Linked DNA regions of Homo sapiens: region 2 is linked to region 1. The links are chromatin loops, found by intact Hi-C in ENCODE. Cell type or tissue: HepG2. All regions are shown on one strand. Links, peaks and the distances in the headings refer to the core of each region. The heading gives the core; the rest is flanking DNA.

Region 1 (2,911 bases), core at 111-2,610:
CCTTCATTTATACCTGTTGTTTGTTTTTATCCAAGCACCACAACTGCTTTTAGTTACTATATCTTTTATTTTTAAAATCTGGAATAGCTCCCTTTTTGTTTTTTTTCTTTCTGTGTCAGAGACATTTTTGAAGTATTTATGTCACCTTTACAGAATGTTCATCAATTGGCTTTTGTTAGATTGTTTCCTCAAATTTGACAGTTTTAAAGAAACACTGCATCCATGATACTGTCTGAACCAGTGCATCACATCAAGACACATGATTGACACAATAATGCTGTGTGCCACTCGCTGCATCACAGCAGGACACATGAGGCACATATGTGCTGCTGTGCATTCCTCAGTGAATATTGCAGGACGTGTGGGTGGGGCCAGGTGTTGTCAAGGTCCCGGCAGGTCGCTCTGCCCTCTAAACACAATGGCTGGATGGGCGGTGGACACCTGCTCTGCGGAGCCTGGGCAGCAGCTGAAGATGATGTGGGGAGGGGCTGCTCAGCTGGGGCTGGAAGGTGAGGACAGGGCTGGGCTGGCCGCCTTGTGGAGATAGCAGGACTTGTTGAGGGAAAGTCAGGCCAGGGATGCAAACCAAAGCCTGAGGAGAAACTGCAGGGCCGTGCATGGCCTCAGCTCCCTTTCTGAGGCTCCGTTGATGTGAGTGCTTTCAACAAGCCCTCCAGGGAATCTCTGCTGCTTGCAACCAAAAAGTAGTGACCACTGGAAGAGCCAGCCCCTGCGAGAGGACAGAGGCATGGCCGCCATCAAGAGGCAGGCAAACCCCAGAGAAGGAGGCCACGGACTTGGCAGTGGACGACCGGTGTGCGATCTCAGTGCCACAGGTTACTGGTTTTGTGGCAAGATGTGTACCTGCTGACAGCATGGCTTCCTCGTCTGCAGAGTGTGACAGTGACATTCCCTGCCTCATTAGACGTTAGGATACAGTGAGGCGCCGTGCTCAGCCCCATTCTGGCACGTAGCATCGATAAACACCAGCTCTTACCGGACCGTTCCCTTATGCTGGGAGGAAAGAAACGATTTGGATTTCCTCTGTCTAGAAGTCCAGCTATCTGCATGTGTGTTCAGAGGACGTTCTCGTATCTCAGGAGTGAAACCAAAGCATCCTGTACATCTTTCCCCCACCCCCACTCATAGCCTCGGATTCTCTGCACAGCTTTAGTAAAGGAGCTGATGGGGAATCGGATGCCTGACCCCGAGTCCTCACTCTGGGGCTCGAGCTTAGGATAACTTCAGGTTCAGCTGAGGCCTCTGAACTGTGACTCCGCCCCGTGGCCGCATGCGTCGGAACTCCTACCTGCCCTTTGCCCTTCTCGAGGCCGGTGCTTGACTGGAGGAGGGCTGGCAGCAGAAGTGCAGCTGACCGGGTTGCGTTTTCGTACGGCTGACTAAAGCGGATACCGGTGGCGACTCATTTCTCGTTTTATTTTTCAACGATTTGGCGGAGAAGCTCCTCTTGTGAATGGACTTTGGATTTCTTGGAGCTGCGCTGCGGGTCCCACAGTGTGGCTTTCGGCCCGTGCTGTGCTGGCGCCTGCACTTCCTCTGGCGGGGCACGGGGTGGCGCTCCCTGGTAAAGCAGCGGCCAGGGGGAGCCGTGAGTGAGGCGCTGCCTCTCCCGCTGAAGCGGGTTCCAAGGCCACCGTGAGGGGGACCATCCATCCAGGTAAAACGTGTTCTTTCCTTGTTCCTTTGCGAATCGATGGGGATCAGGCTTCCCCAGGTGGTGAAGTGAGGAACAGGGACCGCGGGGCTCGCCTGACCAGTGGGGTCTCCATCCTTGTCCGTGCTGACAAAAGACAAGAACAGACAGCGCCTGAAATCTTCCCGCCTCCGTGAGGGAAGCCTGCGTCTGGGAACGCGCCGCAGGGAAGTGATCCCTGAGTGAGGGAGGAGGTGCCGGGGCATCATTAATCAGACCTCAATGCCGGGAAGGTTCTTTGTTTAAAGAAACACTCATGTTTAAAGAGCACTTGGTGCGGACTTGCTGTGGCCATCGCCCTCAACAGCTCATCTTTAGGAGGTGCAGGCTGAATTCACGCCTCGGTGTCGTCCATGTCTGCCTGCCGCGCAGAGGAGACAGCGAGAGGCCTTCCCACCGCACGGCTTTTACGGGAAGCTCTTCGCATTGGCTACAGGGGTGTGGTTTGGTTTATAGCCACACCAAGTAATTTTAATAGAACTCAATAACTGTGTTGCCTTGCAGGCTCCGAGTGCTACAGGCAGACCCGAGTCCGAGTCTTCCTACGGTTCATTGTCCCCCCCTGGATTTCCTAGGGACTCCAGATACGATGGCATCGATGTCAGTTAACTTGGCACTTCTTAAAATAGATCTATGATCAAATCTTAAGTTTTTCCGAATAAGACTCTGGAGGAATGCAGGAAGGTCATTTGATTACTTTAAAATAAGAGGATTTTATGTTAAAATATTGAAAAAGCCAGTCATAAAACTAAGCTCTGTACCAATGAATATAGTTCGCGAAGCCAGCAGCACAGGCTTATTATTATAAATATCAAACACCACCATTATGAGTAAGCTCATTTATTTTCAAAGCACTTTGCGATCATTAATTGTTCACGTCTGTGAATACCCCCTGAGAGACAGTATTATTAACTGCATTTGAAAGGAAGAAAACTAAGGCACAGAAAACCCGTAATTCATTGTCCTGAGGGGAAAAGGAGACACCAGGAACACGGCTGTCCTTTCGCTGCATCTTCTCTTTGGTAGAGATCCAGGGACATCTGGAACATCCACCCTCTTTCTCCCACTCACGGCCATGCCACCACCTAGTGCCTCACTGACATTTCCTCTCAATCTCAGGATAATCACATCGATGTAACACTTGGCAGGTTTGTTATCTCAGTGTCTATTATCTCAAAAATTAATCCTAATAGCAAC
Region 2 (2,911 bases), core at 200-2,699, 93 kb before region 1:
TGATGCACTGTGAGAAGGACTCAACCTGCTGTGGTTACCGGCTCTCAAGACAGAAAAAGGACCCAGGAGCTGAGGCCTGTGGTGGCCCTAGAAGCTGGAAAAGGCACAGAAAGGAGTTTTCACCCAAAGACTCTGGAAGGAGCCAGCCCCAATGCCACCCTGATTTTAGCAGTTTGAGACCCATTTTGGATTTGTGACCTCCAGAACCGTAAGATAATCCATTTGCGCTGTTTTAAACCACCAAATCTGCATTAGTTTGTCACAGCAGAATTAACAAACGAATACAAGTGCCTACAAAATGAAAACTGTAGAAACGAAATGACAATTCCCTGCATACGTCTACACAGTGATCTGTGTCCTATCGGGACTGAACCCTGAAGTAAGACTAGAACAAGCAATCAACAGCAAGAGTCCAGGGTGACCCAAGGGTTGAGATGGTGCTAGGAGATCTTGGGAAGAATGGCGCAGTGAAGCTTACGAGGAAGAAGTTAAGGTATGGGCAGTTGTGAAGCAAGAGATCACATACACACATGCATGCACACACACAAAATCTCACACCTGTATACACACATGCACACAAAGAATCCCACACATGCACCCAAACGTGCACACACATGTATGCCTGCACACATATAAAAAGCTGTCCGATCAAAACGGGTTTGGTGAAAGGTTTGGGGTCAGAGAGCCCACGGTCATAGGAGAAAGACAATCCGAAGACCTGAAGACCTCTTCCATGCCTGAAGCACAGGACCCCTTCATGTCTTAAAAACAAAAGCAGACGCCGGGCACAGTGGCTCACGCCTGTATTCCCAGCACTTTGGGAGGCTGAGGCGGGTGGATCACGAGGTCAGGAGTTCAAGAACCAGCCTGGCCAACATAGTGAAGCCCCATCTCTACTAAAAATACAAAAATTAGCTGGGCATGGTGGCACGTGCCTGTAGTCCCAGCTACTTGGAAGGCTGAGGCGGGAGAATCACTTGAACCCGGGAGGCGGAGGTTGTTGTGAGCCAAGATTGTGCCACTGCACTCCAGCCTGCACGACAGAGCGAGACCCTGTCTCAAAAACAAACAAAAGCAAAAACAACAAAAACCTATCTCCTGACACCCAACGTCTGATATCACTGGAATTATTTCCAAAATAAAGACAGTGTGGGCGGCAAGCCACCCAGGTGCCGAGGCAAGAGACCGAGGACACGAGCTGTTCCAGTATAATAAAATATAAAATCAGAACGGTTATACCAGATATAGATCTTAGATATGATTACATATGAATATCATTAATCATTAGTTTGTAGCAATTACTCTTTATTCCAATATTATAATAATACTCGCTCTATAATCATAACCTAGGAAAAACCAGGCCACACAGAGATAGGAGCTGAGGGGACATAGTGAGGAGTGACCAGAAGACCAGAGTGCGAGCCTTCTGTTATGCCCAGACAGGACCACCAGAGGGCTCCTTGGTCTAGCGGTAACGCCAGCATCTGGGAAGATGCTCTTTGCCAGGTGGACCGAGGTCTAGCGGTAGCCTCAGTGTCAAGGAAAAACACCTGCTACTTAGCAGACCGGGAAAGGGAATCTCCCTTTCTCCCGGAGAGTTTAGAGAAGACTCTACTCCTCTACCTCTTGTGGAGGGCCCGACATCAGTCAGGCTCGCCCACTGTAATCCGGAGGCCTAACCATCTCCGTGATGCTGTGCTTCAGTGGTCACGCTCCTAGTCCGCCTTCAGGTTCCATCCGGTACACCTGGCTCTGCCTTCTAGATAGCAGTAGCAAAATTAGTGAAAGTACTAAAAGTCTCTAATAAGCAGAAATAACGGTGTAAGTTGTTTCTCTCTGTCTCCTCTCTCTGCCTTGGCTGCCAGGCAGGGAAGGGCCCCCTGTCCAGTGGACACGTGACCCACATGGCCTTACCTATGGCCACTCTCCTTATCCTGCCCCTTTGTCTTGTATCCAATAAATATCAGTGCAGCCTGGCATTTGGGGCCACTACCGGTCTCCGTGACTTGGTGGTAGTGGTCCCCCGGGCCCAGCTGTCTTTTATCTCTTTGTCTTGTGTCTTTATTTCTACACTCGTCCCCGCGCACGGGGAGAGACCCACTGACCCTGCGGGCTGGTCCCTACAGGCAGAATATGAATGTGCTTGCATTTCCTGATGAGTGCATAGTAAAGAAATAACACCATGACTCACTAGTATGAAGAGTTCACAGAAACAATGGTGTGAAGCCAAGGAGGGAAGGAAGCCTTGTCAGGACACATAAGCCACCTTGACGAGGAAGCACCAGCCTGCACTCAGAATTTCTGGGTCAGTCTGGCCCCAGTGTGCACGAGCTGATGTCCCACCTCTCCAGCTGCCCAACACCTCTGTTCCTCAGTGTTCTCAGCTTCAATGCCTACCTCTGCCTCAGTGTATTCGGCTTCAATGCCTACCTCTGCCTCAGTGTACTCGGCTTTAATGCCTACCTCTCCTGCCTCTCCTGCTCCATGGCAGGGTGGTACAGACAGGGATGAGGGAGGGTCTGGTGCAGGCAGAAACATCGTCAGGGACACACCGACACACACACACACATACACACACGTGTCCACGTCGAGAACATGAGTCCAGGGCAGCTAACTGAAGTGCAACCTATCCTCCCATTGAACAGAGGTCAGATGGCCCCTAAAATCATTTGTGTAAAAAGTTATTTTTCTATATGTTAAAATATTCATTTTTCTATTTCTGTGGTCTGGCAGTTTTCCCCAAGCTCTTTCTGCTTCTTCCCTGGAGCCACTAAGAACATGGCTGGACCACATTTCCAGCCTCTGAAGTCGAGGGCAGCCGTGCACCAATTTCTGGTCTGGAAAGCACACCATGCATGCACAGGCTTGGTCCTGTCACAGCCCGTGCACAGCCCTTCATGCTGGAGGCGGA

The links. Peaks named below come from ENCODE experiments on the same cell type or tissue, not always from the same donor. Only the 100,000 strongest peaks of a DNase experiment are listed, where the experiment ranks them.
Region 2: it touches region 1 in a loop (6-fold over the local background); 2 of 110 quality-filtered maps call a loop at or near these places.

Annotation. Positions count from the first base shown.
Region 1 is chr6:169,788,739-169,791,649 of GRCh38, forward strand. It overlaps LINC00242 (long intergenic non-protein coding RNA 242), which reads right to left. Exons shown (of 2, transcript NR_026781.1): 2 at 52-2,380. It overlaps LINC00574 (long intergenic non-protein coding RNA 574), which reads left to right and starts at 1,335. Exons shown (of 3, transcript NR_026780.1): 1 at 1,335-1,678. In HepG2, for the core only: CTCF peaks have their summits at 539, 1,593 (motif pointing right) and 1,995; DNase peaks (open chromatin) are centred at 531, 1,323, 1,563 and 2,023; H3K4me3 peaks cover 2,448 bases.
Region 2 is chr6:169,695,854-169,698,764 of GRCh38, forward strand. The region is part of intron 1 of WDR27 (WD repeat domain 27); the gene reads right to left. Among named protein-coding and RNA genes, the nearest start is that of WDR27, 4.7 kb to the right of the region's middle. In HepG2, for the core only: a CTCF peak has its summit at 1,459 (motif pointing right); no DNase peak of the experiment used is centred there.